2 separate regions of the Homo sapiens genome follow, and region 1 is linked to region 2. The links are chromatin loops, found by intact Hi-C in ENCODE. Cell type or tissue: gastrocnemius medialis. All regions are shown on one strand. Links, peaks and the distances in the headings refer to the core of each region. The heading gives the core; the rest is flanking DNA. Region 1 has its middle 42 kb from the start of SIX2. Region 2 has its middle 88 kb from the start of SIX2.

Region 1 (15,440 bases), core at 7,493-9,992, 45 kb after region 2:
CCCATGGTAAATAACTGAAGAATTCCAGGGTAGACGGTCAGATATCAGGGAAGGATGGGGCAGGGGAAGCAGAGGATTAGTTATTAATAGATGTCAGACTGCATCCTTACCTGGCCAGACCATACCAGGGTCCATGAGAAACATTAAGCATTCCAGGGGCTTGGACAGAAGTTTTTATTGCCATCTTGTTTTGCCTAACCATGGGTGATGCTTGCTCACCCTCAAAAGTCAGCCTAGGCAAACCCTGACCCACTTTCCCCAAAATCATCATCTTATCCTCATCCTTGTCCCCCATCCACCAAACTCCCTACCCCTGCTCAGGCACTCAGTCCCCAGGCGTGGGGCCTTATTGCCATCTCTGAGTCCTCCCCACACCTACCCACAAGCCCTACACTCCATCACCTTAAGCCTTGTGGTTCTGCTGTGCCACTCATGAGCTCCATGAAGACCAGGACCATGACTTACTCACCTTCTGTCCCCCACAGGCATGCCTAACACAAAGGCCTGCCCATAGTAGGTGTTCAATACAAGCAAATGCCACCTCCCAGTTTCCCTAGGCCCTCCCTGAGGCCTCCCCCAAAAGAAAAACAACACCATGTACAGGGCAGAATAAGAGGACTGCTTCCCCATAGGTTGAAGTTGAGGGAAGAGGGGAATAAAAAAGAAGAGAGGAGGTGGGGAGAGGTGGAAGGCGAGTAACTCAGTGGAAGGAGTTGGCCAATTTGCCCAGTATTCAAACTTATGTCAGTCTTCACAACATATCCTTCTACATCTGAGGGCACATGTCTTAGTCTGTTTCGTGTTGCTCTAAGAAAAAAATTCAAGACTGGGTAATTTATAATGAACAGAAACTATTGGCTCACAGTTCTGGAGTCTGGGAAGTCCAAGATCAAGCCACCAGCAGGGTTGGCAATTCTGACTCTAAGATGGTGCCTCAAACACTGCATCCTCGCATGGTGGAAGGCAGAAGAGCAAAGAGGAAAAAGGGGGCTGAACTTGCCCTTTTATAAAGACATTAATCCCACCCAAGAGGTCAGATCCCTCATGACTTAATCACATCTTAAATGTTCCACCTCTTAACAGTGTTACTATAGCAATTAAATTTCAACATGAGTTTAGGCAGATAAGCAGCTCTTGTCTCCCTTGCTTGTAACAGAGTGTGGCATCCAGCCTTTCAAGTTTACTGTGAACAGTTCCCTCCTGGATCAGTCTTATTCCCAGAGTGGAGTCATGCCTTCTCTTCATGCCTCAAACACACACACACAAACATGTGCCCACACACAGGTACACACACACACACACACACACACACCAGATACTCAATTAGTAGGCAATCAAGACAGGCTGATTCATATAGTTGTCCCTCAGTATGTGTGGGGGATGGGTTCCAGGACTCCCACATATAACAAAATTCACACATACTCAAGACCTGCAGTCAGCCCTGTGGAACCCAAGTGTACAGAAAGTCAGCCCTTCATATACACAGGTTTCACATCCCTTGAATACAATGTTTTCCATTCATGTTTGGTTAAAAAAATTGCATATGATTGGACCCATGCAGTTCAAACCCTGATGTTCAAGGATCCACTGTGCTACCAAACCCCACCATCAGCAGCAGCAGGCACTGTGAGTGCAGGGATACTGTAGCTTTATTTTTCATCCCAATGTCCCTCTTCAAAGTCAGGGAGCTGCCTGGAAAACTGTAAGTGGACTCTCTGACCCTCTCCCTCAGATGACACTTCCCCACCCTCATCACCCCACCCCTGTCCCACCTCCCAGTCCCAGGATGGCCAGATTTATGCAACATCTCAGGAGGCCATGGAAGGCCAGAACACAGAACAGACTCCATCTCCCTGCCCCAATCTCCCTACCCCCAGTCAATAACACTGTTTAACCCCAGGATAACACTGTTTGGGGTAAGCATGCCCTTTCTCCAGGAGGTTGTTTCACTGCTCGAGCTCTCCCTGGTAGCCCTTGGTGGGAAATGTTGAAAAATGTGGTCTTGGGCTCCAGGGCCCTCAGCGCACAGAGCAGGTGCACATGCCCTCTGGCTACTCTCCCTACCACATGGTTTTGACACCGTTTTGACCTGATTCCTCTTGCCTAAGGGACCTCCTGACAGCATAAGAAGTTCAGAGCTCAAAGACTTTAACCTGTCCAAACTTCAGCACTAAGGGAGACCGATTATGCTGTATGACCTTGGGAAAATCACCTCACTTCTGGGCCTCAGTTTCCACGCATGTAAAATGGGGATAAAGAAACAACCCAGCTCCTGGGATTGATATGAAGACTGCATGAGATGATACGCAGGACACCCGTGGCACAATGCAGGGCTTGCAGTAAGAGCTCAATAAATACCACCTGCTATTTGTCTATAAGTGTGTTTAGCAACATCTTTGAATGGAATCATATTGTGCATTACTTTTTGTAACTTTTTTTCACTCATTTAGTGTGATCATTAAATATCCTTCGAGACATTTTTAATGGCTGTAATATTTCATCTCAGGAGTTATGGTAATTTATTTAACCACTCTCAGAGGGATTCTTCTATAAACTATTTTTTTTAAACTCAGGCTCCCAGGTCAGAGTCACAAGGGTAGGGTGGGGGTGGGGGTGGGGGTGGGTCCTTCGGAGCTCCTGACCCACCTGCCCCCACCCCGAGTCATCATTACCCTCTGCCTGCCCCTGCCTCCCCATTTTCAGCTGGAATCAATCGCACTCCCTTCCGGCCCTTCCCTCCTGCCTCATAACATCAATCAACCAACAGCCACCACTGTGTGCCCAGCCCAGTGTCAGCAATACAAGGAGCATCTGGAAGAAGAGAGGTTGCCCTGCCTTCAAGGACCCTGTTCTCTGTCTGGAGAGGCAAACTATACGCCTATCAGACAATCAGAGAACAGAGAGGTAGCCAGAGAGGAGGGTGTGGTGGGAACTGGTGTTCCTGGGAGCCCTGGCAACAGAGAGGGCACTCCAGAGGAGAGAGTCGGTGGGGGCAAGGTGCACAATGACCAGCTGGACACTGAGTTGGGAGAGCGTAGGGAGGGGGCTGGTTAGAGGTTATAGTTAGACAGGAGCACAGCTGTGAGCCCTTGTGGGGTTACAATCCTGCTGGGGTCTGGGCTGATGGAGCATGCCGGATTGCAGGGCCCCAGCTTGGAACTAATGCCCCCAGTGGCTAGGAGCAATCATTTCGAAATGAAGGTAATGATCCAATTAGTGGTTATCCATCAAGTTCAGTTATCTCTCCTTGGGCTGGGGAGCAGAGAAGCTGAGTAAACACGTGCCTTGGACTGTGACATAAAACCAGACACCCTCATGCTGGAAAATGAGTTCAAGATGTGGGCTGAGCCACCACTGGGGCCTGCAGGTTAGCATCTCTGTGGCCGAAAGAGGCAGGGAAGCCATTGGCACTCATGAAGGGTGGGGTCTCTGAGCAGGCAGCTCCCTCTCTCAACTCCCCCATCACCCAACCTGGGCCCCTCGCCCAACTGTGAGAAGCGGGAGAGGCCACCGATGGCTGTGGGCCTGGGGAAGAGCTCACAAGCACAAGTCAGAGTCTGACCTGGCTCCCAATCAGAGGCTTCTGTGCGATTTGGCCTGAGCCCTGAGCCCCTAGCCCCCAGCTCACTGGCCTCCCCAGCTCACCGCCGCCCCCCACCCACCCCACCCTGACATTCAATGTCTGTGCAACACATTTACAGACTAGTATGTTCTGTCTTGAGCTTCTTTAGTCAGATTCCAGGTTCCCTAAAGACAAGGGCTTTCTGTGGCTTCTCACAGGACCAACCCTGTAGTGGGAAGGAACGCAGGGGAGTTACCTATTCCATGTGTCATTTTAAAATGAGGCCCAGGGAGGGGAACTGATTGGCCCAATAACACATCGTTAGTTAATGCCTTATTCAGGATCACAGCCGAAGTCTCCAGCTCAACAACTAGTTATACAGCTCAACAACTGTTGTACTGAACGAAAACAGGCAATAATCTCTGCCCTCATGTGGCTCACATCTAGTGGCATGATGCAGGCAATCAGCAAATTAAGTAAGCAAAAACATATAGCACATCACATGCTGAAAAGTGCTACAGAGAAAACTAAAGCAGGGAAGGGGGTGTTAGAAGGAAGGAAGCGAGTGTTAGAAGAAAAGGGGTTTTGGGGGAGACTTTTTGACAACAGTGGCTGGGAAGGTCTTCTAGGAAGGCGGCATATGAGCAAAGGCCTTGAGGAGGTGAAAGGATGAGCGATGTGGCTCAGGTGCAAAGGCCCTTAGGCAAGGAAGTGCCTGGCAAGTTGCAGAAACACTGAGAAGGCCAGTGTGGCCTGAGCAGAGTGAGGAGACACTGTGGGGAGGTCGGGGAGGCTATGCAGGGCAGGAGTGATCACAGAGTGCAAAGCTTCGCAGGCGCCTAAGGACTCTGGCTTTTGCTCTGCATGAGATGATTGCAGGGGTGGGGGAATTTGGGAGTCGGGGGTGCGGAATGGCTTGATCTGACTCAAGTTTTAAAGCAATCACTCTGGCTGTTCTTCCCCCTGTGTCACACGAGGGTGCCCACACGACATGCCTGCCTGATGGAACACAGCAGACATGCTCAATAAATCCCAAATAAATGAGCAAAGAGACAGGAATTCTGTGCAGAGTGAACACAAAGCAACCTTCAGAGTGGCTAGACCTGCAGGCATGTCTACCTGGAGAGCGCTGGCCAGCAAGGAGGGCCTGGACACAGGAATAACGGGAAGGGCATGGGTGGGTGGGGTGGGAAAGAGAAATGGACCCGAGGTCTGCCACATCTCCAAGTCAAGAGAGACTTGGGGCTGAGGTCCTTCGAGAGGCCTGAAATCTACCTGGAAAAAAAAAAGTCCATGCTTGTGTTCTACTCAAGGGATGGGGGCGTGCAGCCCCTCAGAAACTCGAGCCAGGGTGGGGAGTCCTCAGGGAACAAGGCTTCTCACCCTCAGGATACCTCTCAAATCTCTTTCACTGGAACATAAGCCATTTATTCTCATCTTCCCCAGAGGAGGGTACCAGCCATCATGTCAGACAACCACTGGCCAGTCATCCACACTGGTCAGCCATTCATGAGCCATTTTCTGACTCTGCCCCTCATGCAGAAGACCCTAAAATGCTCTTAGTGACATGTTTGGAAGCAGCCTCCAATTTCTTTACCCTCTGCTCATGGGACCACTCACCCCTGCCCCCCCCACCCCTGTCCCCTCAGGCATTTGGAAGAGAACACTATGGGGGTCGTCCTGCTCAGTCATTTCCCAATGGAATTTCACACTCTCCTTTATCCCTCAGCCCCTGCCCACAATGTTCAGAGTTGCCTCAGGAAATTACTTTGCAGAACAGGCTCTACCTCCCACTAACTTGGCTCAGCCTGACCTGGTCACACCAACTCACCTCTTAGTAGCTGGACTTTATGGGGCCATTGAATGAGACACCCCTCTCAGCTTCTGACCTGGAGAGATCAGAGAATGACATTACTAAAGCTAGCACATCCCTGGTTCCATCAGAACACCACCAACCTCTCTGCATTCTATTCTCTACTCTGACCACAAAGAGGCAGGATCCTTCTTTGCATCCTGAAATGGTGGGCCTTTTTTCCATCCTGGAACCTGCCCATCTGGCCATTGCTGGTCCTCAAACCCATCTAGCAGAGGCAGCACACGAGCCCTGCATTGAGGCCTGCCCCCTTCTGTAGCAAGAATGCAGAAGTTGAGGCACTGGGCTTCCAGTCTACAGAAGTTTCCTTGTGGATTCCTTGCTTCTTCTTCATGGCCTAGGTGAGTACTCAATGACCTTAGGTGGCTCTCTCTGCTCTGGGATACACACGTCTACTTTCAAATGGGCCAGTTATCCTGTGTGCTCATCTCATTATGCATGGACCAACGGCATATTAATTACAGTATGTTTTAAACAGTTACCTAGTTCTACCAAAAGACACATTCACTTGCAACAGCATTCACAATAGCAAAGACATGGAATCAACCCAGATGCCCATCAGTGATGTACTGGATAAAGATAGTGCATGTGTGTGTGTGTGTGTGTGTGTGTGTGTGTGTGATTAAAAAAAAAAAAATCATGTCCCTTGCAGGAACATGAATACAGCTAGAGGCCATTATCCTAAGTGAATTAACACAGGACCAGAAAACCAAATGCCGCATGTTCTCACTTACAAGTGGGAGCTAAACACTGAGCACACATGGACATAAGGATGGGAGCAATAGACACTGGGAACTCCCAGAGAGGAGAGGATGGGAGGGGGCAAGGGTTGAAAAACCACCTATCGTGCGCTATGCTCACTCCCTGGGTGATAGGATCATTCATACATCAAGCCTCAGTGGCACACAATATAGCCATATAACAAACCTGCACATGTACCCGCTGAACCTAAAATAAAAATTGAAAGAGAAATAAATTAACAGTTAAATACTTTCCTTTTTCTATGTCCTCTTCTGCCCTTCCCTCTACTTCTACGTTGAAAATCCACCATGGGCTTCAAAGATGGGTCCCAGCTCTGACGCTCACATGCTGTGTGACCCTGAGCAAGTGATTTTTTTTTGAGATGGAGTCTCGCTTCTATCACCCAGGCTGGAGTGCAGTGGCATGATCTCAGTTCACTGCAACCTCTGCCTTCCGGGCTCAAGCAGTTCTCCTAGCTCAGCCTCCCAAATGGCTGGGACTACAGGCACATACCACCACACCTGGCTAATTTTTGTATTTTTAGTAGAGACGGAGTTTCACCATATTGGTCAGGCTGGTCTTGAACTCTTAATCTCTGGTGATCCTCCTGCCTTGGCCTCCCAAAGTGCTGGGATTACAGGCATGAGCCACTGTGCCTGGCCTGTGCAAGTGATTTAACTCCTCCGAGTCTCAGCTTCTTTATCTGTAAGATAGAAAAAATAACAAGTACTGTACCTGAAAGTGTTGTTGTCAGCCTTGGTAAGTTCAAGGGCAGACTCAATACCTGGCATGGGGCAGGCCCTCTGCTACATGGAAGTGGTTATTAGTATTGTTTAAATAATCATATTTCAAGAGCCACGTTTTCCATAATGCCATTCCTCATTCTTCATCCAAAAATATTTTTATCCACTGAACTTTGTATTTTTCTTATGGAACTTCCCTCAGGGTAATGGTCATGGGGAAAGTAAGGAAATAGGGGAGATGGAAAAATGAATTGTTTAAAGAAGAAAAAACGAAGGTTATTAAACAATAGCTTGATGACTGAATGAGTACACCTGGGTGGCAAATGGGCTTCATCTCATGTGGTAATATGATTTGGGAAGGGATTGTTTGAAGCAGAGGAGAACAGTGCCGTGGTTAATTAGTGGTGTCCAGGGCCTGTCGGGAGGTGGGAGGCAAAGGGAGGGAGAGCATTAGGACAAATACCTAATGCACGTGGGGCTTAAAACCTAGATGACGGGTTGATAGGTGCAGCAAACCACCATGGCCCACGTATTCCTATGTAACAAACCTGCACGTTCTGCACATGTATCCCAGAATTAAAGTACAATAAAAAAAATTAATGGTGTCTGCTACAGATAGTGGACCCTATATAACATATTTGCCTATGATAGAATACACTACAGATCTAAAGAATATTATCCTGTCAGAGTCATTTGGTCAAAACTTCTCATTTCATAGGTGAAGAAATTGCTGTGTATGCTAAGGCGGACAGTTGTGTAATCTTTATTTACTTGTTTATTTTTCATTTGACTATTTCTTTAAATAGCCACAGCCCATAGTAATTAGGATGTAGTAGGTTTTCTAACTGTCAGTGTACAGTTCTTACTGCACTTCATTATTTCTTCCTCCAGTGAGACCTCAGAATATTCTAGAAACTTGGAGCCTAAAAAGAAGTGTTTCTCCAAGACATAATGAGTGTTTTCGGTGCACTCAAGAAAGACAAATTAAGGTATGAAACCACGAAATAAATAAAACATGCGCTACTTCTACGTTTTATTGGAAGAGGGGTGGAAGGAGAGGTTACAAAGGAGGAGAGAACCCTGGCCCATAAAGAATCTAAGGTCCCCCTGCATTGTAGCCGGGAGAAGTCCAGTGTCAGGACTCAGTCAGTCCCCATCATGACCGTGGGTTCAGGGGCGAGGGATGCAGGGTAGCAGTAGGGGACTTCGTTGTCTTGAGTTTGGGTTTCCTTGGGAGTTCAGGAGCTTCCAGAGGTGAGATTGTGTTACAAGGAGGTCATTCACACTTGCCTCCCTAGGCTGAAGCTACCATCTGTCTATGCAGCACTCAGAGATGACCAACACTTTACTACATTGTTATCTGGACATCCCAACAACCTTCTGCAGTAGATAATATTATTTTCATTTTACCCATAAGGACTGAGGTTTAGTGGAGTGAGTTGCACAGGACAACACAGTGGCAAAATCAAGACTTGCACCCAGGACTCCTGACTCCAAATTCTTACACTATTCCACAGCGCTTCTTGCTCTAGGGTCCTCTTTTCAGGTGTGGAATAGTTTGAACAAAGACCCGCTTCAACCGTGAACCTGGAGTCATCCTCTTGAAGTTTGACCCTCTTTGATCCCGCCGGGGGTTGGTTTCCAAGAGGTGCCCTGGCCAGGTCTCTGTGAAGAACGCCGCCACTGCGACTGCTGCTCATTATCACACGGGAGAGCTCCCTGCTCCCTGAGGGAGATGAGAAGAAAACCCCTGGTTCTGGCAGACCCGCCACAGCCCTGGGCAGCAGGCTGTCTACAAGGCGGGGGTGCTGTGGTGCCCTCAGCAAGCCAGCTCTCACTTGTTGAGTTTCTGTCGGTATGCATCCTCTGTGGGATCGAACCATATTAAATTGCTTCAAGCAGCCTATAAAATAAAGACAATTGCAATGCCATAAGGAATAGCGTATCCCCAACCATAAATAAATTAGGGCTCTAATTCCATCAAGGCATGTGGGTGACATCACACACCGTGAGAGCCGGGCTTGGAAGGGCTGTTCACATCACTGCAAATCTGAGATGGAATTACCACCTTAATTTATTTACATCTTCTGGTGGCCGGGGTGCTGTGACAGATGATTTCTGAAACGTCTGATTCCTCCAGATTATGACCTCGGGTTCTGTTCTTGTCCTCCCCTTCCCCACCCCTCTTCCTTTCCCCCTCTCCCCTTTCTCACACCCCTGGGCCCACATTTCCCTCATCATATTTTGTTTTCTTTGTGTTCCTGGTAAAGAATGCAAGGAGGGAAGGCCTGGTACTGAGAAGAAATGGCGAATTCCAGATGCCAAGGACAGACCTAGGAGAAGTGGGGGAGGCATGGGGAAGGAGGAGCCCCTCCTGCGCCATGATGTGTTGCCTTGCCCAGGGCCATTCATCCCGGGCCTCTCTGGAGACATAAAGCTTTTCCTTGCTGGAAATTTCAGCTTAATTAAATCTACTAGGTGTGTTCTTGAACGTCAACCATGTCCTAGGCAACGTGTAGCAGTCAGAACCACATGGAACCAAGGAATTTTAGAGGCAGACAGACCTTCAGAGGTCTCAAGTTAGTTTGACTCATTTTACAAATGAAGGACCCAAGAGAAGGGAAGTGATTTTTCTAAGATCATGTGGCAAATAAATGGCAGGGCCACGTCTAGACTGCAGAAAAAGTGGGAAACATTAACACTGTCCACCAGGGCCTCACACCTTAGTCAGAGAAATAAGACAGATATCTTCAGAAAGGTTATCTAAAACCAGGACGGAGTGTATAATCAGAGCCAAACTGAGGGTTACAAATACTGAATTCAGGGAAGGACGGGAGCAATACTGGCTGCAAGTTTGGGGCAAATTTCATAGAGGAAGCAGTAGAGTTGGATACTGAAGGGTAGATGGGATCTCACTTGGCAGAGATTAGAAGGGAGAGGCATTCATTACAGGCAGAGAAATGGCCGGAGCAAAGGCCTGGGAGCTGGAATAAGCATGCTGACACAGAAGATCAGTGAGACCCCAGTGGAAAGAGGGGTCAGTATCTAAGTGCCATTATCTAATGGGGCCAGAGGACTCTGCTTAACCATCAGGTCAGCTGAAAGTACTGACATTCTTGAATAAAAGCAGTAAATGAAAGCATGTTTTTGAACTTGGCTAAACAAACTGTGGTCTGGAGACTACCAGTATCAGCTTTACCTCACCTGCTACTTACTGAATCCAAATCTGCATTTTAACTTGACCCCCAGGTGGTGACTCATGGGCACGTATTAGTATTTGAGAAGCCCTGCTTTAAGAAACCTGGCATAGTTTGAATATCATTTCTTCATTATTCCAGAAGTTGTTCCCTGGTGTTGCTTTTCTTTTTTCCTGACCAAGAATGACCCCTTAGCCAACATTATTATACTCAGAAATTCTTGCAAAGTGAGATAAACCAGCAAATTGTTTTCAAATAGAATGATGTTTTCAAGAATATTAAGTTTAACAATTAATGAAGATGACAGTATTAGATTTCGTAAACACAATTAAGCATGTGTTTATTTCCATTTTGCAGTTCTCTTTTTAAATTTTGAAGCCCATGGACTTTCTTCCAATGATCAGACATTTTCTAAGCCGTTGCAAAGCTCTTGGGCTTTAGTATCTAATGGATAAAACAGGCCATGGTGTGCCTTGCGGGAGCAGGGTCTCCCACATAGCTCAGGGCAGCTTCCTAGGGAGGTGGTAAGCCCTCAGCAGGGAAAACTGAGAGAGTCCCTGCCCCATCCAAGACCCCTGGCCCATGCCGTGAGATTTCAAGGGAACACTCATGCCTGGAGTTTGATTCACTAAGGGGTGGAGGCACTTCCTTTTCTCCAGACACCACATAAACTTCCTAGATCCTAGTGCTGCCCAAGGCCAGGTGGTAGGTGGAGCCCATAATGGATTTCCCACCAGCCCACAGGATGAGGGTTTAGAGTTGGAATTAAGCTGATTTAAAGAAAATATATAAAGTGATTTCTGTGTGTGTGTGTACCTGAGTTCGCAGATCAAGATGAATACTTGCTATATTTCCTTTTAAAAAAAATGCAAAAATTATCCTCCCAAGACCTCCACTAAAGGGAGGAGAGGGTGTGCATGTGCTGGAGGTAAAGCCACAAGCAAAGCTGCAAAGCATCCAGGCAGCCTTTCAAGACCTCCATGCTAGACTGGGGTTGACACGAGCACAGTGCCCTTCCTCCCACCAAACCACAAGCTATGTGCCCAGTCTGGGTCATGGTTTCCTCTTCCAATGACCATCTTAAAGTGCTTGGGGTGGACTTTCAGAGGCAGGAATTCCCCCCACCCCGTGTGCCCTCTGCCACGCTGACATCACTTTGGTCTTCTGGGGACTGTTGCTCAGGGAGGACCTGACCTCAGGCCTATCTGCCTCTCTTCCCACGGGCCATCTGTGCCAGGGACCTGTCTGTGAATCCCCCTCAGAGTTGCCCCCATCATACCCTGCAGAGGGTTACCTTCTTTGAAGCTCTGGGACCCTGTGGTGTCCCCTCCACTCAGAGGGACATCCACAATAAGGAAATCTCCCACAACAATAGGAACCTTGCTGGGGGCCTCCTCTCTTAACTTTTATAAAATTGTGATTTAATTTATATACCATAAAATTCATCTTTTTACAGACCCTATGTTCAATCCTTTTTAGTATATTCACAAGGTTGTGCAACCATCACCACAATCGCATTCCAGAATATTTTCATCACTCCAAAAAGAAACCCCATACCCACAGCAATCACTCCCTCTCTCCCCCAGCTTCTGGTAACCACAAATTAGTTTTCTGTCTCTATGGATTTGCCTATTCTGTGTAAATGGAATTATAGAATATGTGGTTCTTTGTGACTGTCTTCCCTTCTCTTTTATCTTGCCACAAGCAGGCTTGCTTCACTAATTTCTTAAGAAGGCCTAGAAGTCACTAGTCTGGGAAAAATGGTAACAGTCCTGGAGCAAATTCTCCTGAGGAAGCCCATTGGCTTCTCTCTTCCTGAGTGTTCCTCCAGTGGCTGGTCCAGGCCCCACGACCTATGGGGACTCAGCTTTATCAAAGGGAACAGGTCGACACAAGTAGACACAGTTTGGTTGAGGACTGTGGTCCAGGCCTGTGCTTACAGTGCAGACCAAGAAGAGCTGGCCACTGCTACAGACATCAGTTTTGCTCAAATCATGTCTCCCCTGGCTATGGCCATTTCAAATGAAATATCCAAATGGCTTTTCACAGTATACAAGATGCCTCCTCAAATGGTCTACACAACTGTGGAAAGACAGGATAAAAGACTTGCCCAAGGATATTCAGGTGGGAAGTAGTAAAGGCAGGACTCAAGTTCAGGGCTTGAACCTAACAGCCTCCACATTCCTTAATGGCCTGTGCTTGTGGTAGACTATTCTCCCGTACCCTCCTCCTGAAACTTCTCCCTCCAGAAAGCAATTCTGGGTCAGCTGTGAGCAGACATGCAGGCTCTTCCTCCTCTTTCTCCTTCCCCCTGAGCTCCTCTCCTTCTACATCCCACAATGGCCTGAGTGGTCCACTCACACTGCTTATGGTTCTACTAACATTGAAGCTGATTACTTTTTTTCCACTTTTCTGACTGTATGATTGTTAGAGACTTAATGTTGGTGTCCTCCCTCCCAAATTTATATGCTGAAGTCCTAACCTCCATTGTGACAGCATTGAAGATGAGGCCTTTGGGAGGTAATTAGGATTAAATTAAGTCATGAGGGTGGGGCGGTCAATATGGGATTAGTTGCCTTGTAAGTAGAGAGAGAGAGATCACTCGCTGAGGAAAGTTTATGTAAACATGGCATTAGAAGGCAGCTGTCTGCAAACCAGGAAGGGAGTCCTTATCAGGAACCGAATCAGCTACACTTGATCTTGGACTCCTCAGCTTCCAGAACTGTCAGAAATAAATGCCTGTGGTTTAAGCCACATAGTCTATGGTATTTTGTTATGGTAGCTCTATCAGATTAAGACAATGATCTTGAGAAAGTCATTGATCCACTTACTCCTTTTTCTTTTTCTTTTTTTTTTTTTTTTTTACAAGAGAGGATAATATTAGTACCCACATTTAAGGCCGTTGAGAGGATTAACTGATATATGTTAGGAGCTTAGAATAGCACCTAGGACACAGAAAGCCTTTAATAAATGTTGGATTTGTTGTACTACTGTATATATTTGTATTTCTTATGCTATTGAATAAAAATTCTATTTATGCATACTATGACTTACACAAAAAGGATGTTCACAAATATTGGAGGAAGGAAAGAAGTAATGAAGAAAGGAAAAAGAATAAGGGAGGAGAGGAAGAAGGAAGGAAGAATGGAAGGAAGGACTTTGCAGTTGCTTCTAAATACAGAATAAAGGTTGATCTATAACTGTTGGCTTTTTTCTTTTAAAGTATCTCCGTATACATATCCAGAGAAAATTCAGGCATTGCAAAAAGGAGAAATTCATTGGTAATTTATGAAATTCACTTGAAGCTGCAAATGGAAAGGCTAGGATGGTGTCCCTTCTGTTGGTCAACACTGTACTAGTGTTGGAAAATCAGTACTCAGCCTTTTAAAATTCATTCTCACATCTAAAGCTGTAGTTACTCTTGATTACATCAATTGCCATTTTATTAGATTCTCCTGTCAGCATCCTGAGGGCCTGGCTTCTCTCACCCTCTGAATTGGCTGGGTATTAAGTTCACCGCTCAGTCTATCTTCTTTTTCTCTCCTTGTGATCTTCCTAGTGGAGACTGATGTTCTCACTTGTAAAATTCACAGCGCTTCCTCACATTAATATTAAGACTGCTTGGTTTGCTGATTTTCTTCCATCTTGCCCCTCTTTACACATCTCATGTCAGGAAACACTCTGGTGAGGGTGTGTATTGGGGAAAGGAAGATGTGACGTTGTGAGATGATGGAGATTCCGGACAACTAGAAGATTGTTTCTCTTGACCATTCCTGCATTTACTTGTGCTCTGGTTCCCAACATAGCAGCAAAAGACAGCCCTGGAGGATATCCCCAAACTGGACAGACCCAGCCTCAGAATGCCTGCCACACCTTCAATGCTGTTCTGACAGAAGTTACTTGTGTTATGCATAATCTTTAAGGAGCTATGGTTTTGCAATGAATGACCTGCCCTTTCCACATCTTGAGCCCTGGAATTGCTGATTGGACCAGAGGCAGACACCTAGATCAAGGGCAGTCAATCCCAAAGATGAGCTGTGCCCATCCTAGTCTCTTTCCAAGGCATTTGAACCAAGGTATGCCAAGTGAAGGATGTAATCACCAAAGAGGCTAAAACAGAACATTTGTAATGGATGAAGAAACCAGAGAAGCCATGATAATCTAGTAAAAGCCAAAGTTACATAGGAACAGAAATTATAAGTAAACAGAAGCTAGACTCAAAGAATTACCAGAAGGAGAATGGAAAAAACACACAAAAAGCAGCAGAAACATGGGGATACAAATAGACCAGGCCACCTATGGGAGAAAACTCTATGCCAGCTTCCTTGGTTCTACATCACATTCTGGTCTGGGCCATCCTCCCTTCTCCTGTAGTTACTTGAGTGAGTCTCTGTTTCTTACAACCAACAGAACCTAAGGTTCATCTTCCTGTTCCTCAGGCCTCTCCAGAGATTGGGAGCCAGGTCTAATGGGGACCCCCAAACCAGAAGCAGTGGCAGGGACCAGTTCAGCTCATCTCAATGCATTGCACTTGGAGTCTGGTATCCAAGTTAATCCAACAAGTGTGCAATTTGAGCACTTATCACTGTGAGACCCTGTGCAAGATTTGCAGAGGTAAAAAGTAAAGAAAGAGTAAGAAAGCCCTTGACTTCAAGGAGGGTATTATCTAAATAGGATGTAAGAAACACAACTAAGTCAGTACAAAGCTGAACAGATGTGTGTGTCAAAGAGGAGCAAACACAATGCTTTGAAGTTTCAGGGAAGTTGTGGTCGTGTTGGGATATGAGGTTCAGAAAAGACTGGTCAGATTTGCTGTGGATGCAAAGGAAAAATGTAGGAAATACTGAGGTTGAAGCTGGGTGTGGTGGTGCATGCCTATAGTCCCAGCTACTCGGCAGGCTGAAGCAGTAGGAGCATGTGAGCCCAGCCTCAGCAAATGGAAAGGAAAGAGAAAGGAAAGGAAGAAGAGAGAGTAAGGAAGGAAAGGAAGAAAGAAGAGACAGTAAGGAAGGAAGAAAGCAGAGAGGGAGGGACGGAGGGACAGAGGGAGGGAGGGAGGGAGGGAGGGAGGGAGGGAGGGAGGAAGGAAGGAAGGAAGGAAGATGCACAATTGCTTCTTTTCCTCCTACAGGTTTTATGAGACCAGAGGTAATTCCCTGCTGCTGTTCAGCGTTGCTGTGGCTAACAGTTCCAACCTTCTGAAGTGCCGGCTGGTTGGGGCTGTCTCTCTGGCAACTGATTAGCCCATAAACCCTGCCTTGCTGGTCCTGCAGCGTTCTCCAGTGCAAGTGACTGAAAGCATGCCTTTCCCAAAAAGGAAAATA
Region 2 (15,440 bases), core at 8,578-11,077:
TGGATTTTTGATAAATTTTGGTTGAATCAGAGAGGACTAGAATCATGTCCTCAATGTCTGAGATGCTCGTATAAAATTCTTAGCTTTTTCTAAAATCAAGAAAGAACACCTCCATGTGTCAACTTCAGGAACCAGCTCCCAACCTTTGAGAAGGCATAGTGAGCTCTCACCTACTTCGTCCTGTGAATGAAACTGAGTGTGGTGTAGGAGGTTGCCCCATCTTGATAACACACCAAGGCTTGGCCTCCACATTGAAGATGGGATGAAATCTACATATGGTATCTAGTCTTTAGATGACTCTTTAAAATTGAAGTTTTGGGGAGGGGCAGGGGAAGCGGAAATTCCTGGCCTTAGGGGGAGACATTTCCCATCAGCAGCAACATCATCTTCCACAGTGAGAAGAAGACAGCTCCACCCAGTTCTCTGGTCTCAGCCTTCTTGCTGCACTCCTGGATGAGGCCTCTCATGTGACAGGACCCAGGAGACCCCAGCACCCTGCTGCAATGCTCATTTCCTTCTACCTGGCAGTCTCATTCCATTGAATGCTTCCCCGGGATATTTATGTGGAAACCAAAGAAAATACTCCAGGGTCGTTTTTAATAAGTGCCAATCCCTCCTAGGCTCTTTGCAGCCATAAACATTTATGTCTAATATCCCAAAGAAAATGTTGATGCAGTCTGATGTGGGGGCGACAGCACACAGATTAGTCTAAACAAAAACACAAGGGTGACAGTTAGCTTTTTCTCTGCATGAAGCTGCATTCACTCATTTTTGACATAAAAGTGCAATTTGCATATTCTTTCAAGTCTGTTTAGCTGCAAACACATGTGTGTTTGGGGCACAGAAATTTAAAATTTGTAAATTATTCAGAAACTACTGCCAAATTGTAATCAAGTGGTAGGAAAAACATTCTACACCGAATAGTTGTAAGTACAGAGGGGAGCCTTCTCAGGCTTGGGAAACATTTTTAAATATACTGGTGCTTAATCAACTTAGAGAAAACAGGGGGAGAAATGTTTACTTTCTTAGCAACAATTTAATATAGATGTTAGGCGGGTTTTTTCTGTTTATTGAACATTGCAGAATGAAATGATTTTAGTATTGTGACATTAAATAAATAATGTGCCTTCCGACAGAAAACTAAACATTGTGACTAATCCAAGGTAGGAATTGCTAATGCCTCTCTCAAAACCATTATAAACCCAGAACCGTAATTACTAGAAAACAATCCAATGTAATTTAATGTATGTATACTATATCTTGCTGATTGTAACACTGACTGTGTATTGGTTACATCCCATCTTTGATGTCTACCCGTCTGTCCATCTCCTCTTTTACTTTGTGCATTTAGCAAGTATTGTTCTAAAGTTCTACTTTCTGCAAAGCACTGCACTGGGACCCTTGGGGTCTACGGAAATTATATAGAGAGATGATCATGTACATGGGTGAGTGAGTAAACTATTATGGGGAATAGAGGACTGATAGACATTGGCAGGACTGTTGAGTGCAGACAGAGAGTGGGAGCACCTGTTTCAATGTAGATGGAGGGGCAATGAGTAGAGAGGTCAGAGCATGTAGATGGTGGATTGAAGTTCACTGAAGCTGCATGATAATTATAACATAACTTCCAGGACCATAACTATACAATGCATGCAGAACGATTGATACAACCAAATTTAGTTTTTAAAAAAAGTCAAATTCTGGCTGGGCACAGTGGCTCACATCTGTAATCCCAGCACTTTGGGAGGCCGAGGTGGGTAGATTGCCTGAGGTCAGGAGTTCGAGACTAGACTGGCCAATATGGTGAAACCCTGTCTCTACTAAAGAAAAATACAAAAATTTAGCTGGGCATGGTGATGGGTGCCTGTAATCCCAGCACTTTGGGAGGCTGAGGTGGGTAGATTGCCTGAGGTCAGGAGTTCGAGACTAGACTGGCCAATATGATGAAACCCTGTCTCTACTAAAGAAAAACACAAAAATTTAGCTGGGCATGGTGATGGGTGCCTGTAATCCCAGCTACTTGGAAGGCTGAGGTAGGAGAATCACTTGAACCTGGGAGGCAGAGGTTGCAGTGAGCCAAGATTGCACCATTGCACTCCAGTGCAATGGTTACCCAGTTACTGGGTAACAAGAGCGAAACTCCGTCTCCAAAAAAAAAAAAAGTCAAATTCTGTCCAATCTACTTTTTCTAATTCTCTGTTTGACTATTACCAGGGGTAACCTCTGAGAAATAGGGTAGATGTGGCAAGTGGGGGCAAAGAGATTGTTGCACAATCTTTGAAAACAGTTTACTACAGCTGGGAACATTCCTTTAATGGAATCAAGTTGTAAATGGGAAACCAGATTATCTGAACAGCATATGGAAAATAGCAAATAAATTCTAAGTCCAACAGGGTGAGTTATCAAAGAAAACTGAAGATTGGGTCTGAGTTCTCTCATCCACTCATTCATTCTTTTCATTTATTCATGCATTCACTCATTCAAGGAACGTCCATGGAACACCTAATTGGCAAGGTGCAACTTAGAAATAGAAGACAGAAATCCTGCCCTTATCTTGTGTGTTTATGTGGATAAATACAGGGAAAATTGCTTTCTAAAAAGTCCTGAGACATAAAGAGGCAAAGTTTGATAGGAGCAAAGTTTGTTTTAAGACCTCTGCATTCAAGCTTTTGAGCATTTTGTGGTAACTCCACAAGAATTTTCCTTCAGGCAAAGTTGTTGGTTTTTTGTGTTTTTTTTTTTTTTTTCATTTGCTATGAAGGTGATTCACCATGTTGTTGTTGATATACATATTTATTATGTATGTACATTGCATACATTTTTGTATGTAAACATTTTCTATCAACGGGGCATTCAGTGAGAAATCATATTCAGATCATTGCTTCAATTAAATTATCCAATATTCTTTCCAAAGAAGCCTTCCTTGTCCTGGCACTTTTATAGCCATTTTACATATGACTTCAATTAGGACCATCAGTCTACAGAGAGAATATTTGGAAGTCTTTTCTGAAGAAAAATAAATAAGAGACCATAAAAAGTAGAAAGGAAGAAGTAAAACTGTCTTTATTTGCAAATGCCCTAATTTTGTATGTAGAAATTCCAAAAAATCTATTACAAACTATTAGAACTAATAAGTACATTAATACAAACTCAATCTATAAAATTGCATTTCTATAAAATAGCCACAAACAATTGGCAAGGAAAAATTTTAAAGCCATTATAATGGATTCAAAAAATATAAAATAAGCCGGGCCCAGTGGCTCATGCCTGTCATCCTAACACTTTGGGAGGTCAAGGCAGGAGGAACACACTTGAGGCCAGGAGTTCAAGACCAGCCTGAGTAGCATAGTGACACCCTGTCTACAAAAAAAAAAAAAAAAAAAGAAAGAAAAAAAAGTAGCTGGGTATGGTGGTAGTCCCAGCTATTTGGGAGATTGAGGTGAGAGAATGGCTTGAGCTGAGGAGTTGAAGATTACAGCAAGCTATGGTTATACTGCACTCTAGACTGGGTGACAGAGTGAGACCCTGTCTCTAAATATATATATATATACATATAATATTTATGTACATATTTATAAACATGTATTTATGAAATACTTGAGAATAAAGTTAAAATATGTGCAAGACTTGTATATTGAAAAAATAACAATAACAGCAAAATTACTGGGAGAAATTTAAAAAGAGTTAAATAAATGAGAGACACACATGTTCACAGATTGGATGACTCAATATCGTTAAGACATTAATTCTTCCTGAACTGATATATAAGTTCAATAAAATCACAATCAAAATCCCAGAAAGTTTATGGTTGTTGAAATTGACAAGTTGGTTCTGAATTTTACAAGGAAATGCAAGAGACCTAGAATTGCTAAGACAGCCTTGAAGAACAAAATTGGAGAATTTACAGTACAAAATGTTGAGTCTTACAAAAATGACAAAGCTTTAGTAACTAAGACAGCATGGTATTGGTGAAAGAATAGATAAGTTGATCAGTGTTATAAAATTCAGTGCAGAAATAGACCCACATATATGCTCACCTGATTCACAAAGACAATACCAATGTAATTCAGTGGAGGAAAGAATTATCTTTTCAACAGCTGGTGCTGAAACTTGAATAGGGCAAAAAAACTAAGTGTGAACCCCTACCTCCTACAATGCACAGAAATTAATGTGAGATGGATCATAGACTTAAATATGAAAGATAAAACAATAAAGTTTCCAAAGGGAAATAGAATAGTTTCAAGACCTTGGAGGAAGCCAAGATTTCTTAGGATGCAATAAATTAGTAGCCTTAAATTAAAAAAAAAAAACCTGATTAATTGAACTTCACTAAAATTGAAGACTTCTGTTCATCAACAGAAATCATTAAGAGAATAAAAAAGCAAGTCTCAGACAAATATCTTTGTACAGGTAATAAAAAGGACTCATATCTGAAATATATGAACAACTCCTACAAATCAACGAGAAAACAAACCAATTTTAAAATGTGTAAAAATATTTCACTTAAAAGGAGAGAATATCCAAATGGCTAACAAGCATGTGAAAAAATACTGCACGTTATACTACTTATCAAGTAAATGCAAACTAAAGCCATAATGAGATGCCACTACACACCCACCAGAATAACTAAAATTTAAAAGCCTGACACTACCGAATGCTAGTGAGGATAGGAAGCGACTGGACCTTTCAATCACTGGTGGTTGGGATGTAAAATGTCATAACCACTGTTGAATATCATTTGGTAGCATCTATTAAAGTCAACAGGTGCATACCCTGTGATCCAGCAAATTCACCCATTGTGTTCACCCAACAATAAGCTGCACATATGTGCATGAAAAAAAACATGCACAAGAATGTTCATAGCAGCTTTATTTGTAATAGCAAAAAACTAGAAACAACCCACAGACCCATCAACAGGAGAATGGGTACGTCAATCATGGAATATAGGTGTGTGTACATAAATATTCACGTGCATGTGTACACACAAATATATAAACACATACGCACCCACAAACATACAATAGAAAACTACAAAACAATAAAAGGTATGAAGTACTAATAAGTGCAACAAAACAGGTGAACCTTAAGCTATTATATTAAATGGAAGAATCCAGACACTAAAGTACATAGTGCATGATTTGATTGATATTAAGGTCATAAGCAGGCTAACCTATTCCCTGTTGATAGAAATACACAGTAGTTACCTCAGGGGTTGGTGTGGGTGGAAGTGGAACATAAAGGGGGCTTTTGGGGTACTGGAAAGAGCCATATCTTGACCTGATTATACAGATGCAAAAATTCACCAAGAGGAACACATAAGATCAGTACCCCTGCACAGTTTATTGTATGTTATTGTATTTTATGCTTCAATAAAAATAGTTAAATAGGCCGGGCACTGTGGCTCACACCTGTAATCCCAACACTTTGGGAGGCCAAGGTGGGCGGATTGCCTGAGGTCAGCAGTTCGAGACCAGTCTGGCCAACATGGTGAAACACCGTCTCTACTAAAAATACAAAAAAAATTAGCCGGATGTGGTGGTGGGCTCCTGTAATCTCAGCTACTCGGGAGGCTGAGTCATGGGAATTGCTTGAACCAGGGAGATGGAGGTTGCAGTGAGCTGAGATTGCACCACTGCACTCCAGCCTGGGCGACAGAGACTCCATCTCAAAAAACAAAACAGAACAGTTAAATAAAAATAAAGAAAAAGAATTTTAATGCATTACCATGTTAGTGAATGTTTAAAAAGAAAAACCTTTTTAATACTCTATTCATTAAACACAAGGTCAAGACAAGAAACCCTACATATATGATAAAGAGATCTTACTCAGCAAAACACAGTTACTGAAGAGGGATGGAGGAATACCCTTATGAAAAAATGGACAGAACATGCACGAAGAAAACTGCAAAACTTCATTGAGAGACATTCTTGCCTTGAATAAATGAAAAAGCATGTCATGTTTCTGGGTGGGAAAATCTAAGACCACTTAGATACCAATTCTTCGCCCAAGTAATACTACATCTTTAACATTATCCCAAATAAAATCCAAACAAAAAATGTTTTAACTTGACAAAATTATCCTATAGTTCATCTAAGTAGAATAGCCAAAATGTTTGGAATAGGGGTGATGGTAGGGGCTTTTACCTAGCAGACACTAAGACTGAATGAAATAATGGAAAGCTGAAATAATTGTAAGACTGTACTACTGGTGCAAAAACAGAGAAGCATGGTGACAGAGCAGAAATACAGCAATGCACCCAAATGTTTGTAATCAGTGGAGGAAGGCTAGGTTATTTAGCAAATGAGGGCAATGAGCCAATTATTTTTAAAATAAAGTTAGAAACTTATTATTAGCTTAAGATGGAATAAATTCAGCTGGGATTCATTATTTACATTTTTTAAATAAAGCTGCCAATATCATAGACTGAACTGCTGCGGGAAGCTCCCAGATTCCCTACCCTACCTCCAAACACAGGGAAGTTATGCTTTAAATATATATTTAAAAGCCGGGCACTATGGCTCATGCCTATAATCCCAGCACTTTGGGAGGCTGAGACAGGCAGACTGATTGAGCCATGGGATTCGAGACCAGCCTAGGAAACGTGGAGAAACCCCATCTCCACTAAAAATACAAAAATTGGCTGGACATGGTAGCGTGTGCCTGTAGTTTCAGCTACTCAGAAGGCTGAGGTGGGGGGATCACTTGAGCCTGAGGAGATCGAGGCTGCAGTGAGCCGTGATTTATATTACATATATACACATATATATATAAAATTATGTAAATATTATATATTTATTTAAAAACAATTCATATTCAGCCTATCTCAAAAACATACAAAGGAAATCCACAAGTACTGGAAAGTAGAAAAAGAAAGCTAAAATCAGAGCTGTAAAAACCAACTAAAAACCAAATCGACCGTGAAGTTATTAGAACCAGATATGTGCTTAAGGCACTGAGGTTTTAATTGAAGTGCTTAGCTTCTTTGCATGTATGTAATTATTGATAAACAATTATTTTAGATTACATCTACTATCATGTTATTTGCTTCCTATTTATTTCCCCCATTTTTGTTCATTTTTTCTTCTTTTCTGATTTTCTTTGTGTTATTTCTTAGTATTTTATTTTATCTCCTCCATTGGATTTTTAGTTATGCCTCTTTTTTATCTGTAGCTCTTACTCTAGAGATTGCAATATGCAACTTTAGTTTTTTACAGACTGCAACTTATTAATATTATGCTACTTCACATGTAATAAAAACTGTACAACATACTTCATTTACCTCCTACTGTACTTTGTAGTATTATGATTACATATTTTATTTTACATATGTTATAAACCCCATGGTATATTGTTATCATTCATTTGCTTTAAATTATCAATTGCACATTCAGAAAATTAAGGAAAGGAAAAAAGCCTTTTCTATTTACCCCCATGCTTACTATTTCTGGAACTCTTCATTTCTTCCTGGTCGCATGTGTTTCTATCTGGTATAGTGTCCCTTTGGTTTGAGGAACTCCCTTTAGCACTTCTTGTAGTGAAGGTCTACTGGCTATAAATTCTCTCAATGTTTGTTTATCTGAAAATGTCTTCATTTCACCTTAATTTTTTTGTTTTTGTTTTTGTTTTTGTTTTTGAGACGAAGTCTCACTCTGTTGCCCAGGCTGGAGTGCAGTGGCACAATCTCGGCTCACTGCAGCCTCCGCCTCCTGGCAAGCGATTCTCATGCTTCAGCCTCCCGAGTAGCTGAGATTACAGGTGTGTGGCACCACACAGGTAAATTTCTGTATTTTTTGTAGAGATCAAGTTTCACCATATTGGCCAGGCTGGTCTCAAAATCCTGACCTCAGGTCATCTGCCCACCTCAACCTCCCAAAGTGCTGGGTTTACAGGTGTGAGCCACTGCGCCTGGCCTTCTTAATTTTTTAAGGATATATCATTTCAAGATTTAAGGTTGAAGGTTTTTTTCTTTCAGCACTTTAGAGATGTTTTTCAAATGTCTTCTGGCTTTTGTTGTTTCTAATTTTAAAAACCAACAGCAATACAAATACTTGTCACCTTGTAGATAATTTTTCTTTTTTCCCTCTGGCTTCTTTTAATATTTTCTTCATATCTTTTTAAACAATTTGACCATGATGTGTCTGTATTTATCCCATTTGGGATTTGTCAAACTTCTTGGATCTGTGTATTGATGTTTTTCATCAAGTTTAAGAAATATTCGGCCATCATTTTTGTTTTCATTTTATTTCTGTCATGTTCTGTCTTCTGTGACTTCAATTACATATGTCAACTACTTGATATTATTCCACATGTCACTGACGGTTTGTTCATTTAAAAAAATAGTTTTGTTTTCATTCTGCTTCAGTTTGAATAATTTATTTTGCCCTATCTCCAAGTTCACAGATCCTTCATTCTGAATACCCCAATGTCCCAGATGCTATGAATCCCATCTGAAGACATGATTTCAGATATTGTATTTTTCAGTTCTAAAATTTTCATTGGGTTTTATAGTGCTTCCAATTCTTTCCTGAAATACTCCCATATAATTCTTTACTCATTCTATCCATCTTTTCCTATACATTCTCTAGCACATTCCTAATAGTTATCCTTGTCTGATTCCAAGTTGAGGAGCATTCATTCTACAAATTGCTGAATAGTGCTCTTCAAAAGTGCCCTGATCTGCCAGGCATGGTGGCTCACGCCTTTAATCCTGGCACTTTGGGAGGCTGAGACCGGCGGATCGCTTGAGGTCAGGAGTTCAAGACCAGCCTGGCCAACATATTGAAACCCCATCTTTACTGAAAATACAAAAATTAGTCCACCTGGCAGTGCCCGCCTGTAATCCCAACTCCTCAGGACGCTGAGGCACAAGAATTGCTTGAACCCAGGAGGCGGAGGTTGCAGTGAGCCGAGATTGCACCACTGCACTCCAATCTGGGCGACAGAGCGAGACCTTGCCTGAAAAAGGGAAAAAAAAAAGTGTCAAGACCATGAAAAGAAAAAAAGACTGAGGAACTAACCCAGATTGGAAGATACTAGGGAGACATGACAATGGAATTCTGAGTGGGAATTTGAAGGGGGATTCTGAGCCCTCTTCATTCCCTGCTGTGTATACCCACAGCCTCAGCTAGGAATACACTGGCCCCAACCACACAGCCTCAGGCTAGTAGACCACTGTCCCCACCCACTTACCTGTGCTGGCATGGTCACTTCACCAACAATGCCTCTGGTTATGGGCTTTGCCCACTGCTCCAAATCTGGTGAATTCCCTACAATCCTGGCAGAGAAGCTGCCAGTATTCTTGACCTGCCCAGGCCTGGCAAACTTCACATCAGCTAAGTTGGGGAGAGGAGCAGCCCCAGGCTAAGACGTTACAGATTGCCACTGTCCATACCCGAAGTTTAGCAGTTTTTCAAGCATAAAAGCTTCTCAGGTGGTCTGCCTTTGATCAGTTTCCAAAGTACTGAAAAGGTTATTTTTATCAATTTTGCTGGCTTCATAGTTGGTTTTATGGGAAGAGAGGTTGCCAGTTTCCTCATTAGGCCATAGCCAGAAGTCCTGCATGAATGTTTGTTAAAGAATAATTGGAGAGAGAGAAATGTATTAATAAAGTTAGTCTATTAGCAATATTATCATAGATGTGTGAAGGACAGATCATTTGCAATGAATGTACATAAAGATGCCAATCTTGCTTGGGACGAAGACAGAATTTGTTAACTTAAATAAGCATATTAAAAATGTAAGAGCAATTGCTTAAAAAATAGACATAGACTATACAATTTCAAACTAGTCAAGGAAACCAAGGAAGAATAAAGAAAACTCAGTGGATCCATTAGAGGACTAAAAAGATGGAAAGGAAAAGAAAGAAGTATGGTAAATTAAAAATGCAAAATTATATATCGGGACAAAAGTCCCACTATGTCGGTAATCACAGTGAAAGTAATGAATTAAGCTTTCTTTTTATGATAAATAGAGTATTCAGATGGATAAAAAGCCAAAATCTAGATACACATTGATTACGAGATGTAAATCTAAAAAATAAAGACACAGAAAGATTAAAATTAAGGAATGGAAGAACTACATACTGTGCAAATATTAACCAAAAAAGAACTGGTATAGCAATATTAATAAGAATTACTTAACTCTAAAGAAAGCAATCCTGTGAGAAAGCATAGCTATTATATTGCTTTCAAGGGATTATAAATTGCTACAAACTCTGGGAAGTAATTTGTTAATATGCACCAAAGACCTTAAAATAGGGTTTTTTAAATTATGAAATTCCATTTCTTGGAATTTATCCTAAAGAAATAGGCATATGATGAGCAAAAATACATATAAAATGATGTGCCATAAATAGTAATTGTTAAAGCAAGGGGTTCTGGAGTCTAGGCTTAAATCTCTGCACCACAGTTTTCTGATTGATAACATTGGCATAATAGTTATAGCTATTTCACAGGGGTATTATAAATATTAGATGAGGAAATACACATAACACATGTAAAAGAGTAGCTGGCACATAATGATAAAAGCCAATGCTTACACGATGTTTAATATATTCAAGTTCTAAGGCATTGTTCTAAGAGAGCGAGACCTTTATACTCATTTAATTTAATGAGTGTAATATATGAGTGTAATGATTTAATTGGAATAGAATCACTTCTGAGATTGTACTAGTAGGTGCTATTGTTATTATCTTCATTTTAGGGATTAGGAAACTGAGGCACCAAGAGCTTAGTTAACTTGCCCAAGGTTATACATCTAGTTAGTGCTTGGGTCAGGATTTGAATCCAGGGAGTTTAGCTCCTAAGTCTGTGCTTTTAACACTGTGCTACTATTAATAAGCTGCAACACTGAAAAGAATACAATTGGGGATTTGGATAAATATTCGATTCATAAAATGGAACACTGTACATCCATCTTAAATTCCAGTATAGAAGTAGAGAAAAATAGCTAAATTGGATACTTTACTATGTGACAGACACTACTGTAAGCATTTTACATAGATTATCTCCACTGATCCTTATAAAAACTTAGAAACGAACTATTATTATTTCCTTCCAGATGAGGAACCTGGGGCACAGAGTTTGGGTAACCTGCCCATTATCCCACAGTTGCCCTGGCACAGGCAGGACTAGTACGTTGCTGTCTGACTCTCCCCCATTCTTAACACCACATCAATGTTATGTAGACAATGGTCACAAACTCCCCAGCCTGCGTTCCTCAGCCTGCCCCACCCTCACTTTGCATCCCAGTGATGCCCAGATTGCAATTCTTCCGAGGGAAAAGCCTGGGAATAACTCTTATAGTTTCCCTCTTTTTCTCATCTCCCGCCTTGGATCCATAATGGAGTTTCGTCTGCCTCCAAATTTATCTCAAATCTACCCACACTTTTCCATGTTTCCGAGCACCAACCCCAGTTCCAGCCATGTCATCTCAGTGACAGTAGCAGTAACCTCTCTACAGATCTGATTTACCCGCTTGTCTGCTCAAATCTACTATTAAGCAGCTGCCCGGAAGATCTTTAAAAATGTAAAGAAGTTTAAAAAAGAAATCATTTTATTCACCTGCTCAAAGTCATTGAAAGTTTCTGCGTCGCAGTTTGCATGCGCTCTACACATGCCTTCACACATCCTGCAAGGTCCCCCACAACCTGCTGCCTTTGTCCAAGGCTTCTTTCTGGGCTCACTTCACCTACAACTCTCTTCTAGTTCTGAAGCCCTCCATGCCCTCCTCTACCTGGATGGCTCCTCCCAGTACAGTTCACAGAGCTGATTCCTTCTGATCCTCAAAAACCCATCAAGATGTCACCTCCTCAGAAAAACTATCTCTGACCACCCAGTCTAAAGCAGTCATCCACTAGCTCCAATGTTCTCCCTTACACATTCCCCCATTCTTTTTCCTCCTAACACATCATTCTTTCAGCCAACAAGTATTTCCTGAGCATCTACTATGTGTCAGGCATTATTCTAAGTGCAAAGAATACAGCAGTAGACAAAACAAGGCTTACCAGAGCTTGTCATTTTATTTTTATTTATTCCTTTATGCAGTAGGATCAATCACTTAGATATTAATTTTTGCTTTATTCCTGTGGATACAGAAACCCCAGGAAGGAAAATGTGATTTCCCCTCTCCCAATTCTCAAAGCAGCTGAACCTGTGTGGTCTAACCAGTCTAGGCTCTTTGGGAGGGTCATAGCTCCCAGCTATTGGTGAGTTTCTAGGGAAGGGGCTAGCACTGGGCAAGGAAAGGAAGGAGTGGAAGCTGGTGTTTTTAAAAAGAATACTGCACCAGGAAACTGAGTAAACTCCTGGGTGCAGAATTCAGTGGGAGCAGGGATTTCCTCTGAGGGTGCAAAGCAGATGTCTCCATGGTGGGAACCCACCTGGGGGTTGATAGAACAGAGGAGGGCTTTGAGCAAGCGATCTCCAGCCCCCCAGGGAGCAGGTCCCCCAAGGACAACCCCAGAAACTGTGACAGCAGTGGGCTGAGGATGTGAGAGCTGCCTCCAATTTTCTGGCCACAAAAACCCCAGGATTTTGGTACGATCCATGGGAAAGGAAATGACCCCGGCCGCTAATGTGGAATTTGGTGCAGACTTTGGCAAGGGTAGAGCTGAGATCCAGATTTGATGGGATTTAGGGAGAAAATTTCACACCCGAGTGACGTGGAGCAACTCATAACAGTTTCTCTCGTCTACTGGGTGCCTCTTCCTCCGTTCTAGAAGCCAGCTTTGTGCTATGCTATTGTATTCAGGGCCTACTAGAACACATAGCCCCTCGGGACTTGGTATATGTTTGTTAAATGGGTGTTTCTGGAAAATTATACATTAAAATGTTAGTATGACTAACACTGAAGAAGGGGTTACAGGTGATTTTAAAATGAAAGTGTAGGCCAGGCGCAGTGGCTCATGCCTGTAACCCCAGCACTTTGGGAGGCCAGGGCAGCGGATTGCTTGAGCCCAGGAATTTAAGACTAGCCTGGGCAACATGGCAAAACCCCGTCTCTACAAAAAACACAAAAATTAGCCAGGTATGGGGATGCGTGCCTGTAATCCCAGCTACTCAGAAGGCTGGGTGGGAGGATCGCTTGAACCTGGGAGGCGGAGGTTGCAGTGAGCCGAGATCATGCCACTGCACTCCAGTCTGGGTGACAGAGCAGGACTCTGTCCAAAAAAAAAAAAAAAAACGTAAAATAAAATGAAAGTCTAATTCATCATCACTGTTACAAATGCTCCTATCTTTGACTCTAAACTTTTTTTTTTTTTTTTGAGACAGAGTTTCACTCTTGTTGCCCAGGCTGGAGCGCAATGGTGTGATCTCAGCTCACCGCAGCCTCCGCCTCCAAGGTTCAAGAGATTCTTTTGCCTCAGCCTCCTGAGTAGCTGGGATTGCAGGCATGCGCCAACACATCCGGCTAATTTTGTAGACTCTAAACTTCTGTTTCAAGGAATTTCTTCTAAGGCTATCCGAGCATATGTAAGGATATGCATATACAAGGTACTTCTGAAGCCTTTTGGTAATTGCAACAGATTGGGAACAACACAAATAGCTATCAGTAGGGGACTTACTAAATAAATTGCAACAAAATATTATACAGCTGAAAAGAAAACTCTTCATATAATGAAAGAGAATTACCCCAGGATATATTGCTAAATGAAAAAAACAACAGATAGTGTGCGTGATATAATAGGTCAAAGGAAAAAAATAATGGGCAGGAATGTGTGTTTGCTTATGCATCACATACCTCTGGAAGGGTAAAGACACTGATTGCCTCTGGGGAGGGGAACTTTGTGTCTGTGGAGTGGGGCGGAAGGGAGAGTTTTTGCTGATTATCTTTCTGACTTTTTTGAGCTTTTAATCATATTAATATGTTTTCTATTTTTAAAAAATAGTTAAATATCCAAATAAAATCCTTGTTTTCTTTTCTGTTTCTTTTTTTTATTTTCTCATAAGTGAAAAACTACTTGCTTTTCTTAATTTTGAAAAAGGAAAAAGAGGGTGGTGATTCCTCAAGGATCTAGAAGGAGAAGTACCATTTGACCCAGCAATCCTATTACTGGTATATACCCAAAGGATTTTAAATCATTCTACTATAAAGACACATGCACACGTATGTCTATTGCAGCACTATTTACAATAGCAAAGACTTGGCCCAACCCAAATGCCCATCAATGACAGACTGGATAAAGAAAATGTGGCACATATACACTATGGAATACTATGCAGCTATAAAAAAGAAAGAGTTCATGTTTCATGTCCTTTGCAGGGACATGAGTGAAGATGGAAACCATCATTCTCAGCAAACTAACACAGAAACAGAAAACCAAATACCGCGTGTTCTCACTCATAAGTGGGAGTTGAACAATGAGAACACCTGGACACAGGGAGGGAAACATCACATACCAGGGCCTGTCAGGGAGTGGGGTCAAGGGGAGGGAGAGCATTAGGACAAATATCTAATGCACGTGGGGCTTAAAACCCGGAGGATGGGTTGATAGGTGCAGCAAACCACCATGGCACGTGTATACCTATGTAACAAACCTGCATGTTCTGCAAATGTATCCCAGAACTTAAAGTAAAATAAAATTTTAAAAAAGGAAAAAGAGGTAACAAGGGAACCCCATTGATAGAAAGTAAGGTCTAATTGAAAAGGACAAGAAATCTACACCATTTTTGGCCTGGAAATGTGTTTTGAGGTGCCCCTTTGTATTAAGGATGTTAAGCCAAATGTAGCTGAGCCTTTTCATCAATGAAACTAGTAATATAATAACATGGGAGGGTGTATTTTCTTAAAACATATCCTGTGGATTCCTCTAAATAGAAGTGATTTTAAAATTCCGTTACATTGCAGTCTTCTCTTTAGACCTTATTGTCATCAACATCTGCTTTTTAAAAGAAAACAGCTCCTACCCAAGGAATACCGCTGAGCTCTGTCAAAGCTACTTACAGGAACCAAAACTGTCTAAGTCTGGGGCCTGAACGTATGCACGTGTGCAGCTGTGGGGCTGATGCAGAACCGAATGAAGAGCTGGGTACAGAGCACATGGGAAATAAAATCAGTGTTGGCAGCGGGTGGGAAACCAGGCGCTTTAAAAGCTCAGGGTTTTAAGCTGTCTTTAGTTTCCTAGCCTAACAAATGAACACCCTAGATGAGATAAGAACCCAAACATCCTCGAAATGTATCTCCCTGTACTTTTATTATGCCACCTGCCCTCGTGGGGCTTCCAGAATTCAGAGGCACATCATGATGGTCTCCACTGTTTGGGAGCTGTACACTGCAGATGTCCTCACTGGATAATCAACAGGTAAGACCTTCTTTAATTAAGTCCCCGCCACACAGTGTTTTTGAGCTGGAAGGGCTATCTCCAGCTTTTCTATTTCCCAAATAAAGAAGCCAAGTCCTAAGGAGTATAAGTAGTTTGTCTAAGATCACCCAACAAGGTA

What was found. Hi-C counts contacts between places; a loop is a spot of excess contacts. Peaks named below come from ENCODE experiments on the same cell type or tissue, not always from the same donor. Only the 100,000 strongest peaks of a DNase experiment are listed, where the experiment ranks them.
Region 1: a loop joins it to region 2, with 2.6 times the contacts of the local background. A loop is called at or near these places in 4 of 110 quality-filtered maps.

What each region holds. Positions count from the first base shown.
Region 1 is chr2:45,043,251-45,058,690 of GRCh38, reverse strand. No RefSeq gene overlaps it. Among named protein-coding and RNA genes, the nearest start is that of SIX2, 42 kb to the right of the region's middle. In gastrocnemius medialis, for the core only: no CTCF peak of the experiment used is centred there; a DNase peak (open chromatin) is centred at 8,671.
Region 2 is chr2:45,089,591-45,105,030 of GRCh38, reverse strand. No RefSeq gene overlaps it. Among named protein-coding and RNA genes, the nearest start is that of SIX2, 88 kb to the right of the region's middle. In gastrocnemius medialis, for the core only: no CTCF peak of the experiment used is centred there; no DNase peak of the experiment used is centred there.